Linked DNA regions of Homo sapiens: all the other regions are linked to region 3. Evidence: chromatin contacts called from ENCODE Hi-C or POLR2A ChIA-PET data. All regions are on one chromosome and are shown on one strand. Each heading gives the region's core, a stretch centred on a gene start or an enhancer-like site at or near the end of the contact. The rest is flanking DNA. Distances are from core to core; before and after follow the strand shown.

Region 1 (4,530 bases), core at 1,343-3,842, 81 kb before region 3:
CTCCAGCCTAGGCAACAAATGTGAAACTCTGTCTCAAAAAAAAAGCAGGCAGCCTGGTGGAAATGAATCAAAGTGGATTCGTTCCTGCTTTTTCTAAGGACCAATTACTTCTCAGTATCAATGCCAACTGAACCACACTGTCTGAAGTGACCCGACCAGCCAAACACCACTGGCTTGTCCTGTCTGGTCTCCACCCCCAAATCTGGGCCTGGGAATTGCATGGACTTTGGACTTGGAGGGGCTCAGCTAGGCCCCAAAACTGTGCTCAGAACTTCTCCCAGCTCGGAAAGCCCCAGCCTAAGAGGGAAACTCAACCAGAGGAACTTTCACGTCAAATCTAGAAAGCTCACTTCTACCTAGGAGGGGTGTGGTGGAGGGGCCTGGCTCAGCCTGCTGTGCTGTTAGGGCCCCCACAGCAAGTCCGTGGAAGGCCACATTTTTTTTTGGAAATAGGTTCATGTGAGGGGTTGCGGCATCCTTCATCTTAGGCATACCTGCCTGATGCGTTGGGGCTGTGCTGCTTTGCTTCAGCCCTTCTCGAAAATGTGCCCACACTAAGTTTTCAAAACAAAAGCAGATGCTTTAATAACAACAAGGCCTCGTGTACCTATTTCCCAGATGACCAGCTCCAACAGTGGCCTTGACAGAGGCCCCTCCTGGACTCTGAGAAAGGCACCTATGCATGCATAACACCCATCAATGGTGCAGAGCAATAGAAAAGTACAAGATGACCGGGAGAAGAGCTGGAGGAGTTCAGGGAATGCCAGCCCAGGGTGGGCTCTGGCTGGGAGTTCTGCAATCGGGGTCAAGGGCTCCATCTTGGTAACCCCTCTGGCTCCAGCACAGGGGGTGGCCCACGAAAGGTGCTCCGGACAAGTTTCCGCAGCCAGGAGGACGGCTGGTTCCACACACCCAGGTGGACCCTTCTGTCTGGGAGGGGCCTACAGGAGTGGCCCGGATGGGAGCCTTTGGGGCCCAAAGCTGGAGAGAGGCTGCCCTCTGCTGGCTGATCGGGAGGGCCTGTCGGCGACCGTCCTGTGCCTTGCACCACTAGCTGTCTTGCTCCCGGGCCACTGTTTTTCAGTGCAGCCCCACGGTGGGCAAGGGGCCCTGACGCACCTCCTGGGAATAAGACCTGGGTAAAGGCAGTAGGCTGTAAGCCAGCTGCGGCCAGGCCAGGAAGCACTCACTGGACGGTGAAGGGCCAGCCAGAGGGGCGCATCAAGGAAGGAGGAACACCAGGCAGGGGAGGCACTTGGGGAAGGAGGGTCGGCTGACGGGGAGGGGGCCCAGCATCTGCAAGCGCGGCGCTTGCGCCGTCCCGGGAGACACCAGGTGGTGCTGTGGGGTCAGGGCAAAAGGCAGGCGCTGCGTTTCCGCGCACCCCACGCCCTCCTCCTCTCTCTGTGGACCCTGAGGACTCAGCTCCTGCGCAAGACAGCGCACGCGTCTAATCCCCGACGCTCACTTCTCCTTGGAGGGCTGTCGCGCTTCGGGGCCCTGTGGAATACCAAACCCTCACCAAAGAGTGAGCAAGGACTCTTTTTTTTGAGACAGAGTTTTCCTCTTGTTGCCCACGCTGGAGTGCAATGGTGCGATCTCGGCTCAACGCAACCTCCGCCTCCCGGGTTCAAGCGATTCTCCTGGCTCAGCCTCTGAGTGGCTGGGATTACAGGCATAAGCCACCCCGCCCGGCTAATTTTTGTATTTTTTTGGTAGAGACGGGGTTTCTCCATGTTGGTCAAGCTAGTTGGCCTAGAACTCCCGACCTCAGGTGATCTGCCCACCTCGGCCTCCCAAAGTGCTGGGATTACAGGCATGAGCCACCGCACCCGGCCAGGGTGAGCTAGGTCTTTATGTCCACTTAGGTATTTCTTTTCTCGTTTCTGTCATCTCCGAGCAAGGCGTCCAGGGCGACCTCGGGAGAATGTGTTTGGTGGGAGCTATGCCCAGCTGCAGGAGCGGTAGAGCCCTGGGCTTTTTAGGATGTGATGGAAAATAGCTGCCGCTCCCGATGGGCGGCAGGCCCAGCCTCCTCGGGCTGCCCTTCTCCAAGAGCCTTAGCAAATTGTCCGGGTCACCTGAGAGGCTGGGGAGGGACAGGAAGACCACGAGGCCGACTGGAGGGTGAGGATAGAGATCTTGGGTAGCGGGGGTTGGGGGGCGTTAGAGCTGCTATTAAGTGTGGGAGTGATCCCTGAATCAAGGGCCACAGAAATTATTCGAGAGGGGCTCCCAATCGCTTCTCGACCTTTTGGCTAAGATCAAGTGAGGGGGGCACCCAGCGAGGAACGATCCCCCGACTTAGATCAGTGGAGGTGAGTGTGGCGGAGTGAGGAACACAGGGATTAACAACTGGAAGGTCCGGCCCTCCCCGCGCCTCGCCTCCGTGCCACGCCCAGCCCCGGCCCCGCCTCCAAGCCCAACCTTTATTCTGAGAATCATTGGGGAAGCCTTTAAAAATGGATTCCCAGCCCCACCCCTAGAGATTCTGATTCGGTTGGCCTGGGTGGGGCCTGGGAATCTGTATTCGACAAGCTGCTCTGGTGATTCTCTGACGCTTGCCCGGGCTCAGCCGGGCTTGAGAACCTGCGGACCAGCCCAGCCTCCTAGTAGGTGCCGGCCTCCACCCGGCCGCTCAACCTCAACCACTTAGCTGCCAACAGCTCCGCGCCCCGCCCCGCCCCGCCCCGCCCCGCCCCGCCCCGCAGCTGGGGCTGCCTCTGAACGGTTCTAATGATTAGAGAGGACTTCCTGGAACTTCCTATTTCTGTCCCCTAGAGTCATCCAGAACAGGTCTAATCCCTCTCCTGCATGACAGCGCTTCAGAGATTTGAAGACAGCTGTCGGCTGCCTGAGTCCGCCCCTCCCCACCAGAGATCCCCTGGCCTTTCAGCGCTTCCTGATGGAGGCACCAGGGAGCCCAGTGAGTCCAGTGGAGGAGGAAAAACACAGCCAGGGGTTGGGGGCCGTCCAGTGGCCAGAGAAACAGACTGGGGACTTGCAATAGGTCAAAGGGAAAAAACAGAGGCAGCTCCCCCTGAGAAACGCCTGTCCCCTGCCTTTCTAGGGTGCAACTTCCTCCAACCTAGTCTTCTTTTGGACATTTTGGAAACATTATTATTCATCCAACTTGTGTGCTTACTATATGCTATAGACTGTTTGAAGACCTTTAATGTATTAACTCACTTAATTGTCACATTACTCATCCATCTCGTGTGCTTAATATATGCTATAGACTGTTTGAAGACCTTAAATGCATTAACTCATTTAATTCTCACAATAGCCCTATGAAGTAGGTGCTGTCATTTTACCCACTTATAACTGATCAAACTGAAGCCAAGAACCAAAGAACAATTCAGCAACCCTCTCAAGGTCAAATTGAGCAGGATATAAATGCAGGCAGCTGGGTCCAGGTCCCATCGCTGCAGTGCTATACCTAACATCCTTGCCTTAAGAGGAGACAATTATGTACTGGGAGTATGAGGCCTGGTGCTGGAATGGTGAGTTAGGACCATAGCAATAGCTAACAGTTATTGAGCACATACTATGTGCCTGGCACTGGTCTAGATGTTTTCTTATTTGATCCTCATATAAGCACTAGGAGGTAATTATATTATCCCTTTATTATATAAGAGGAAACCGAGATTCAGTGAATTTTAGAGACTTACTCAAGTCCCTGGCAAGTGGTGGAGCCAGGATTGGAACCAGCTCTGTGACTTTGGGCCTGCCTCCTCCCCTCTGGGTGTCGGCTCCTCATTTGCGAAGTGAAGACGTTGGCCTAAATTAGTTCTGAGGAAATGCTTCTCAAGCTTTAATGTGCATATGAATCTCCTGGGGATCTTGTTAAAATGCAGATTCTAGTTTTGGGTGGGGCCTGAAATTGGACATCTCTCACAAGCTCCCAGGGGTAGGTGGTGCTGATGTTGCTGATCCTGGGACCACACTTGAACAGCCAAGCTTCAGGGGATCCACCCAACTCTGATGTCCTGAGTTTATGGGCCTAGAAAGACTCACCCTAAAGGCCATGAAAATTCAGGAAGCAGATTATCGTGAATAAAGCCTTTAGTGGGCATTTTCCATGCCTGGACAAGCCCTTAGTTCCTTTTCAGAAGCACCTGCTCCTGAACCTTCTACATTTCCACTCTGTTGACCTCAACCTGACTCTTCAAGAGAGTTCAAGGTCTTGGTCCCAGGCCAAGGGGGATTGTTGCTCCCTGCTGGAGGAGTGAAGAGGTATCTCTGTGGCTCTGCCTTCTGGGTACCCAGCAGTCCCATGGCAATCACACTGTCTAGTCCTTTAAGAGATGTTCACAGATATTCCTGGACACACAGTAATATCTACGTTTACATTTAAGGGTTACATTTGGCCTCTTCCCTTGAATTTTGATGTGGTGATGTGGCTTGCTGTGGCCTCTAATTGAGACCAGAAGTGTCACTTCTGAGCAGACTTCTTTTTTTTTATTTTTTATTTTTTATTTTTTGAGATGGAGTTTCACTCTTGTCGCCCAGGCTGGAGTGCAGTGGCGT
Region 2 (4,273 bases), core at 365-2,864, 120 kb after region 3:
GGGTGATCTGAAATGCTCTAGCCTGTCTGTATCTCATTTTCCTCAACTGTAACATTAGATTAGTAACAACCATCTCACAGGAGCCTTATGACCATAAATGGGTATTATACATAAAATGCCCAACACAGTGTTTGATATACTGTAGGTGCCTAATAAAGATGCAGGACTTCTTCCTTCCTCTGGCAGCACCGCCTAGCCTCCTATCGAACTGCCCTCTCTCCCACACTCTCCCCTTTTGACATATTTTCCAGGGCCAAATTCCCAGCTCATGCCCTTCCTTCCTAGTCTCAGGGTCTTCAAGCATTCCTCCTTCCCCTGGGAGCAGGGCCATACCCCACTCTGGGTCCCACTCACAGCCTCTCTCCTATAGCCCCTGCCTCTCATTCACTCCCCATCCAGCATTTTTGTCTGCAACTGTGGCTCTGCCATTACTACGCTTGGAGACTTCAGAACGGCAGAGGTGGAAGGGGCCTCAGAGCCCATCCCTTGGAGCCCCTGCATTTGTCAGAAGAGGCAGCTGAGTAGAGAGCGGCATGGTGATGTGGTCTTGCAAAGTCCTGGGTGTCTGGGTCCTACTTCCCCCACACGGGGACCGGGGTTCCCTCCTCCTTCCTTGGCAGGTGGATGGGGGAGGGGGCTTGGTGACAAGTTTGAGCCTTAAAAGGGAAGTCAAGGCCAGAGAGGCATCCCAGAGGCGGTTCCTGTAAGTGCTGCTCCCGCTGCCCTGTGCTGGAGGCATCGCCGGTATTTGGGAGGTGGAGCAGCAGCACAGGGAAAGGCCGTGGGAGCCGCAGAGCTGGCATCAGCATGGGGTGTGTGGCAGAGCGCCGAGTAGGCCCCTGTGCTCACTCTTTCTTTCCGTCTCACAGTCACGGGCCCAGCCCCAACCCCAGCCCTGTATAGCCTCAATGATAATTTCGTGAGTCACCCACCCTTGCCTGCAGACAGGGCAGCCACACCCAGGGCAGCTGGCACCCTAGCCGGGGTTTCTGCTGTGAGCTGCTGGGCAGGCAGCCTGCCAGGCCACGGACGGCGACCAATGGTGAGCCAAGATGCTCCAGCACCTCAGGCCAGGCCAGGAACCTGCTGAGTGGCAGAGCCTCCCGTCTGCATTACCCCATTTCTATGGCCGGGGCCTCCTGCGGAAAGCCTCTGCCAGGTGCCTTCTTATTAGGATCGCCAATAACAAGCAAAGGACCGGGCACCTGCCCCATCTGTGTTCAGTAAGGCCCTGGGCTTCAGGCTGCTCCCAAAGGGTCGGAGTCTCCCTCTGACCAGGCTTGAGTCAGGAGCCACGGGTCACTTGCGGCTCTCTCTGCCAGACACAGCTGCGACTTCATCGCTGCCCCTTTGAATCCCATCACGGCTCTGCCCTTTGAAGCCCAAATCAAATGCTCTCATCTCCCCAACAACCCTCCCAGATGTCCCCAGCTGGGGGTGACACCTCCTTCCTTGAGCTCTTAGAGGGAATTGTGCCTCCTTTGCCATTTAGTGCATCATGCTAAGTGATTAGGTGCACTGTGGGCTCTTGGCTTCAGCAGCAGGCCTGCCACAGTGCTCTGAATATGAGAATGGCTCAACAAATGTCTATGCAGTCGATCCACATTCCACTTAGGTATTCTGTTCTGACATTCCTGGGACCAGATGCCTCTCTCGGCACCTTTCTGTTCCCGCTCCCCTCCACTCTTTCCAGGTCATATCACCCTACTAGAGGCTGTCCCCCAGGCCTTGACTTTAGGCCCTGCTGGGGTTGGGGCTGGGCCTGGATCCATTTTGACGAAGAGCCGTCAAGGAATTGGGGGGTTCCATGACATTCTGACATCCTAGCCATCTCCAGACTCAGCACTTCACGGTTCACCGCAGCTGCCAAGGGAGCAGAGTAGGGGGCACAGCAACCTGGGCAGAGCCTGGGAGAGCTGGGAAGAGCCCCCTCCTGCTTTCCAAATGGGCCTTGTGATGACGCTTTGTGTTGGCCATTCCTAGTCCTTGACTGGCCTGCTCTGAGAGTCCCTTTTGCCCAAGAAAGACCCTGGGTGACTTCTATCATGCACGGTTCTCTCCCCCATTCCACTCCACTGTCTTAGAAGCTGATCAGTCAAGCAGGGATCACTGGGATTGGATTGGTAAGAGAGGTTAGCTCATCAGCTCAGTGTTCTCCTGGTGACTCTGACCCCCAGCTTAGGCCAAAGATGCCTGCCTCACCGCTCTCAGCTCCAGAACTCAGGCAGGAGGTAACAGGGGCCAGGGGTTGGGGAGGGTGGGCAATGTGATAGTTGAGACAGAACTTGGGGGCCTTCTAGGAGGCTTTGAATACTGGAGACCACTGAAATTGGGAAGGTAAGTTTGTAGTCCATGGAAAATAGTTTTGTTTTTACTGCTGCAAAGGAAAATCATATGCTGACTTCCAAAAACAGTCAGGATTTTGAGGGTTCCTTGCTGGTTTCGATGATTTTGCCTTTACTTTCAACTTTTTGCACACAGGGCCATGATAATGTTTCAAATATAACTGGATCTTTACAGTCTACCAAGTAGTTTCCGGTCCTTTATCTCCTGGGATCTGCCCATCTATTCTTTGAGAATTGTGGTCATTCTGTTATCATCCCATTGTAAGGATGAGGGGACTGAGGCTCAGAGAGGGTGTGTGGCTTGTCCAAAGTCACCACCACTTAGCAGCAAAGCTGGGCCTCAAAGGTGCTTCCTATGTTCCGAGTCCACTGCTTTTCCTCCATGCCACACCATATGTGCCCCAAGACATTTCCAGGCTGGAGACAGCTGCTGTGAAATGCAGTCTTCAGGGACACTTGATTCTTATGAATGGCACCCACCAAAAAAGATATGTCCATGTCCTAACCCCTAAAACCTGTGATTGTGACCGTACTGGGAAAAGGGTCTTTGCAGATGGCATTAAGGGAAGGATCTTGAGTTGAGATTATCCTGGATTTAGGGCAGGTCCCCAATCCAATGGCAGGAGTACTTCCAAGAGAAAGGTATAAGGAGACTGGAGACACAGAGAAGGCCACGTGAAGACAGAGGCAGTCTTATGGAGTTATACTGCCACGGCCAAGGAATGCCCAGAGCCTCCAGAAGAAACTAACCAGGCTGACACCTTGATTTTGGACTACCGGCTTCCAGAACTGTGAGCGAATACTTTTCTGTTGTTTTAAGACACCAAGTTGGTGCTAATTTCTGCAGCAGTCCTAGGGAGTTAATAGCGACATTAACCCTGAAACTCTCCCAGTCATGTGGTATGAGCTGTCAGTCTCTCAGCAAACCCTCTCAGCATGTGGCCTGTTGGGCATGTGAGATTCGTGAATGGCTTGGGGGGCAGTACCAGAGTGACATCGTCCCTCAGCAATGGTCCGTGTGAGGACCAGCTGGCTCCTGCGCAGCCTGGATGGCCAATCTCTTGCTCCTCTGCCCTGCTCCCTTCAGCACCCGCCTTTACGTCTGGTTTCACTCCACACCAAGAAAAGAATGATGCCCCAACAGCCCTGGGAAAAGTGAAGCGGCCATGGGCGATGTCACCGTTCCACCAGGAGGAATTTATGAAGCCAGTTACACCTTAGCCAGGAAGTTGGTGGGGGGGCAGCCTCTAATAACTGCCAGACTCTCAGCCCTGGCGGCTGTCATCTTCATACTTCCCCACTTAGTGGGATGTCTTGAGGTAGTCAAAGGCAACACAGCCACAATTAAACATAACAAGAAAACATAATGGGACTTTGTCTTTCTATGGGGCCTTTCATTCTGAGAGCTCACCAGGTGGTTTTATGAGCCTTGGGAAGCCCCCTGTTACTCCCTTTACAGAAAGGTAAACTGAGGTACTGCACAGGAAGAGTGCCAGAACAGGGCTCTGGTCAAGTTATTAATCAGTGCTACTGACCAAGAGCTTAATTCTGAGGGCCCATCTAGCTCCCTTGATGGTCAGGGTCACCAGGCTTCAACAAGAAGCTTAGTTTTTTTGTTTTTTTTTTTTCAGAAAGTTCTCAGGATTTGTGGTGTCTTCTTAGAGATGGTCAGAATGGGACTCAGACAGCCTGCCCAGCCTGATGGGGGTGGAGGATTGATGGGGCAGAAGGTGGGTATTGAGGCAGAAAAAGAGGGAATCGCACTAGGAGTCCTTCGTATCTCACTCTAGTTGGGACAAAGCAGAGTTATGGGCCTGGGTTGGCTACCAACTTGCTGTATGGCTTTGGACAAGTCATTTGCCCTCTCTGGTTTCAGTTTCCTTGCTTGTATAATGAGGGGGTTGGATGCTCTAAGTCAGTACTTCTCA
Region 3 (4,515 bases), core at 150-2,649:
AGTCACACAGTTCACAAATGTCAGAATCAGAGCTCAAGTGTGCAAGTTACCAGTCCAGTTCTCATGTCCTGGACCTCGTCCCACCCTTGCCAAGAAGGAAGGCTCCCTGGAGGAGGGGGTACTTCGGGAGGGGGAATCTCAACAGGCTGGCTGTGTCTGTGTTTCCAGGCTTCTGCCCGGCAGCTAGCTTGCCCTTTGCCGTGAGATCTCAGAGCTGGAAGGCCTGACATGAGCACCAAAGAGAGGCTGAGGCTGGGCAGCGAGGCCCAGGAGCATGAGGGCAGTTCTGGCTCTGGCTCAGGCTCCCTTTTGATATTCTCATCCTGGCGCTGGGGCTGTGCCTCCTTCCTCTCAGGGCAGGAACAGCAACTGTGCGCTGACCCTGCAGTTCAGATCCATCAGGGAAGATAAGATTCCCCATGCTCAACGCCTGACCCTCTCTTAGCCCAAGCCCACCTGAGGCTGGTTCCTGGATAGAAAGCACCTGGCCCCGCACCAGCCCAGATGGGCACCTAAAGGGAGCCAGGTGGTGTCAGGGGTGCCTGAGCTGTCTCACGGTGCTCCAAAATTCGAGTCCTAGATATCTGTGTTTAATCTTTCCTTGGGGAAGAAAAACTGAGCTTCCTCTGCCCTTATTATACACCCTGCCACTCTAGCCCAAAGTCCAGTATCAGGGAGCAAGGACAGTGCCTTTGACATATTTGTGCTTTCACAAATGTTTGCTGAATTGAGTCTAAGATTCTCCCTTTGGGTGGGGCTGGGTCTACCAGGGGCATGTTTTGTGTGCAGCTCAGAAAGCAATGCCTCATTCATCTCAGCGAGGCCTACTGGGACGGTGGGCCCGGGTGGGTTCCGAAGCCAGGGAGTGGGGAGGGCGCTCCCTGCGAAGGGGCCCCGAAGGCGCGGGCGCTCTAGACCCGAGATCACAGTACCTGCGCTAACTTTTCCGCTCGGCTTCTTGCTCTTGAGCGTCTCCGGGCTAAGTCGGGTTCCCGGCAGGGGTCCCCGCCCCCAGCCCAGCTCCTCGGCACCCCGGGCCGCGGCACAGCGCGGGGAGGCGTCCCAGCGCCAAGCTGGTCGGACTGGTTCTGAGCAGGAAGTCTCCCGCCCTCGCCCCGGGCAGCCGACCAGCCCCACGCCGGCCCCGGGCGTCCGTCGTTCGGTCCCGCGATCCGTCCGACGGTCCACCCAGTGCTTGCGGCCTCGCGGCCGGGCCGGCCTGGGCTGCAATCAATGCGGCTTTGTCTGGGACGCCCACATCCCAGAGGCCATTCCCGGGTCGGCAAATCGGAGCGCGGCCGGGGCGCGCGGGGGTGAGATAAGCGGCCATGTGATCCCACCTGGGCTGGAAGGGGAGGGGCGCCAGGTGAGGCGGCGGCCGGCGGGGCGCGGGCGGCCACGCGGGGCTCCTGCAGCATGGCTGTCAGCAGGAAGGACTGGTCCGCGCTGTCCAGGTGAGCGCCGGAGGGAGCCGGGAGGGGCGGGGGGTCGGCGGGGAGCCTTTGGGTCTCCTCTCCTCGGGGCACCGGCCTCCTCCCCGCCTGGGACCCTGACACTGAGGCTGGATCCTGGTCTTGCTGCGACTCGCGGGAGACAGGATTGGGGCCAAACTCGGGACCCCTGAGGTTACAGGGTGGGTCTTCTCCCCTCGGGGCCTGAGGCCCCACACAGGGTGCTTAGGGGAAGGCTGGTCCTCAGTCTGGACGCCCGCTGGGATATGGCCCCCCCTGTGGAAGGTGGAAGCAGGAAGGAACGTTTTGGGGGATTGTGGAGGTGTTCAGGAGTAACCTCCAAGCCTCATTCCTGAGAGAAGCCTCTCTCACTGCCCCCGTGTGTCTCTGGCGGAGAGGACCCCTGGGAGGTGTCCCACAGCCCCTCTTGGGAGGGGGAGCAGGGAGAGCCGTCTTGGAGGGGTCAGTGAAGAGGACTGGAGGGAAGCAGACCCGTCTCCCACTAAGGACGCTCAGAATCTCAGCATGGCATTTTGGGGTGGCATCTGGGCTGGGAACCTTAAGATAGTTGCCATCCCCATCTGTGCTGCTGCAATCTTTACTTGTACACTGGTCTCCTAAAGGGTCGGGGATGAGGCATCCTACCCCTGCCTGCTGGACATCCCATCAGGGTCCGAGAGGCCTGGGGAAGGCGGGTGTTCAGAAGGCAGCACCCCTCATGGAGATTGGTGACCTCTAGCGACTTCTCTTGGAGCGACCCTGCACCTCTGCCAAGAAGGCCCCCTGTGAGCATTTTCACCTCATTCCTCCACTGGGCGCCCCCGTCCCCCATCTTGTCCCTAAGGAAACTGAGGCTCCTGCGGTAGCCCAGAGCTGGAGCCTGCTCTTTTGATCCCTTTCTAGCCAGGTAGATATTAGCCTCTTAGCTCCTCCCAGGTGGGCATTTGGGTCTTGGCCTTTCCTGAGCCAGGGCTATCTCTGCCAGGTGCAGACCCTCCAGCCATTTGGGTCCTGTAGGCTTTCCCCAGCAAGGCATCTTTCACAGGTTTTTCCAGTGCTCTAGTATGTCCTCTACCCCGCTCCTGCCCTCCCTTAATAAGGGCTCCAGAACTACCTCATTGTCTCAGGCTTAGCCTCTCCATAGCAGCTCATCGCCTGGGACTGGGGGGCCACCTCCCCAGACCCTCAAGACCTCACAGTGCTCTGAAGCACTGTGGGCAGCCCATGGGCTCTAGAGAGGGGAAAAGGTAAGCCCCACGAATGGAGGGAACTCAGTGCTCTGGAAAAGAAACCCAGGCTGCTATAGAGGAAGGTCTATGCTGAGGGTGCGGCTGAGGAGTCAAGGTCTTGGACTTTGCATGTGGGTCAGTGTGCCTGGGGGTTGATGTGGGAGTGTCTTTGCTTCTAGATGTGGGCCTACCTGTGCCTATGAATGTATGCTTATGTGTGTGTGTGTGTGTGGCATACTTGTGGACAAGTGTGTTTATGGCCTATGAAGAGATGACACATCTGTGTGGGGAGCTGGTTCTTATGTTGCTGAGTCTTGAGTTTGTCAGTCTGCATATGTTCAGTTGAACTGTTTATTGAAGACCTCAGTACTGTGCATTGGGTTAAAAATACAAACCAGACACTCCTTCTTCAGAAGTTCATAGTCTGGTGGGATATATGTGATTTTGTGTCTGAAAGCATGCCTGGATATGCATGGGGGGGTGTGTGTGTGTGGGGAGGCAGCTGGGGCACTGGAACTTTGAAAATGGGAGCAAGGTCTGGCCTAAGCTTGTCCACTGCTCAGATGGACATGGACTCATGTGGCTACAGCCAAGTTCCCACAAGATGTCCAGGGTAAGTGCCAGGAAGCTCTGGGGAACAGTCCTGCCACAGGGGCCCCTGGCCTGCCCTCCCTGCCGGGTCCCAGCCCTCATAGAGCCCTGTGGGCAGACGCAGCTGCTGCCAACAGTCACCCTGATGAGGCACCTGGAACAGAGGACCGCTCCCGCTCCGCTCCCTGGGTGAACAAGCCTCAGCGGGCAGGCAGGAAAGGGCTGTGAGTCACTGTCAACAGAGCCTCCTGGGCTGGGGAGGACCGTGCTAGGGTGTGACAGCACGGTCCCAGGTGGGGAGGTGGATGGAGAGGTGGGTGGGTAGCTGGGGGCCAGCCTGCAGCCCATCCTTGGCATGGAGCAGAGATTCAAGTCTTCCAACCCTGGGATTGGGGGGGCAGTGGTGAGCTGGCTGGCTGGGTGCCCTGGTCAGAGGCCTTGTCCTTTTCTCCCCGGACTGGCCTGGTGACCAGTGAGGCTGGGCCAGGCCTGTCTGCAGGGGGTGAGGGGTGGATCTGAGAGTGCCTGGGACTGAACAGCCAGTGGTTAATCATTTCCCTGCCTGGGCCTTGAGCCGCCCTCCTACTTCCAATCGCTGCCCTGGGTTCTCCAGACACCTCTCCCTAGACCTTTGGGGCTGGAAGAGACCTGAGTTACCCCCCACAGTGACCATGCAGAAGGGGAACTTAAGGCCTGCCCTGCTCAGGTGCAGGAGACTGGCCAAGGTCATGGGCATGATCCCCCAACCCTCCTCTGTCCTCCCTTCCCTAACCCCAGTCCCCAAGATTTGCAAATTATGCTCCTTGAGCCCCAGGGTTCCACAAAATGCATCTGGGGCAGCCTTCTCACCCTCTCCCAGCTTTAAGCAGGGCAGCTGAGCCTTAATCTGTTGTATAATGGGCTTCTGTCTATGATTCAATTTGGGAAAATGGCTTGTACTGCTAAATATGACTTTTAACAACCACTTCACTTAAATCCCTGCCATCAGTTGCTGCAGAATAGATGGAAGTTAGACTTCAGGAAGAAAGTTCCCAGGGTAGAGGTCAAAACAAGCTCTCTAGTGAGTAACGGCAGAATGTCCTTTAGAATTATTTAAGAGAAAAAGAGGATCCCCATCCCCAAAGGATGGAGTTGAAGTCTGGAGTGGGGAGGAGGATAGCAGCATTACATGGAGACACCGAGAGGGACATGTGTCCCCAGATGAAGGCCAGGAGGTGGGGGAAAGGGTTGTCTAGAGGGAAGGA

What was found. Hi-C counts contacts between places; a loop is a spot of excess contacts on that map. ChIA-PET counts read pairs that join two places held with the same protein, here RNA polymerase II (POLR2A). Pooled maps may share reads with other maps.
Region 1: a loop to region 3 is called in a map of G401, with 6 times the contacts of the local background. The contact joins the enhancer-like site here to the promoter of LAD1 in region 3. A Hi-C loop is called at or near these places in 1 of 168 maps with a recorded cell type or tissue (G401) and 5 of 50 pooled maps. POLR2A ChIA-PET finds 5 or more read pairs at or near these places in 4 of 52 experiments (Caco-2, GM12878, PC-9 and 1 more).
Region 2: a loop to region 3 is called in a map of cardiac septum, with 2.8 times the contacts of the local background. The contact joins the enhancer-like site here to the promoter of LAD1 in region 3. A Hi-C loop is called at or near these places in 1 of 168 maps with a recorded cell type or tissue (cardiac septum). POLR2A ChIA-PET finds 5 or more read pairs at or near these places in 3 of 52 experiments (MCF 10A, PC-3 and common myeloid progenitor, CD34-positive).

Annotation. Positions count from the first base shown.
Region 1 is chr1:201,478,718-201,483,247 of GRCh38, reverse strand. No RefSeq gene overlaps it. Among named protein-coding and RNA genes, the nearest start is that of PHLDA3, 12 kb to the right of the region's middle. RefSeq lists an enhancer at 1-260 and a silencer at 2,641-2,730. Within about 2 kb of position 2,592, at least 27 of the 41 ENCODE cell types and tissues checked have a DNase peak (open chromatin) inside an H3K27ac peak, as active enhancers do.
Region 2 is chr1:201,272,117-201,276,389 of GRCh38, reverse strand. No RefSeq gene overlaps it. Among named protein-coding and RNA genes, the nearest start is that of PKP1, 9.3 kb to the left of the region's middle. Within about 2 kb of position 1,614, at least 4 of the 41 ENCODE cell types and tissues checked have a DNase peak (open chromatin) inside an H3K27ac peak, as active enhancers do; they include PC-3, where a contact is called at or near this core.
Region 3 is chr1:201,396,208-201,400,722 of GRCh38, reverse strand. It overlaps LAD1 (ladinin 1), which reads left to right and starts at 1,399. Exons shown (of 10, transcript NM_005558.4): 1 at 1,399-1,454. The coding sequence starts at 1,417. It overlaps LOC101929343 (a long non-coding RNA gene), which reads right to left and starts at 1,232. Exons shown (of 2, transcript XR_241172.3): 1 at 933-1,232. RefSeq lists an enhancer at 1,041-1,703.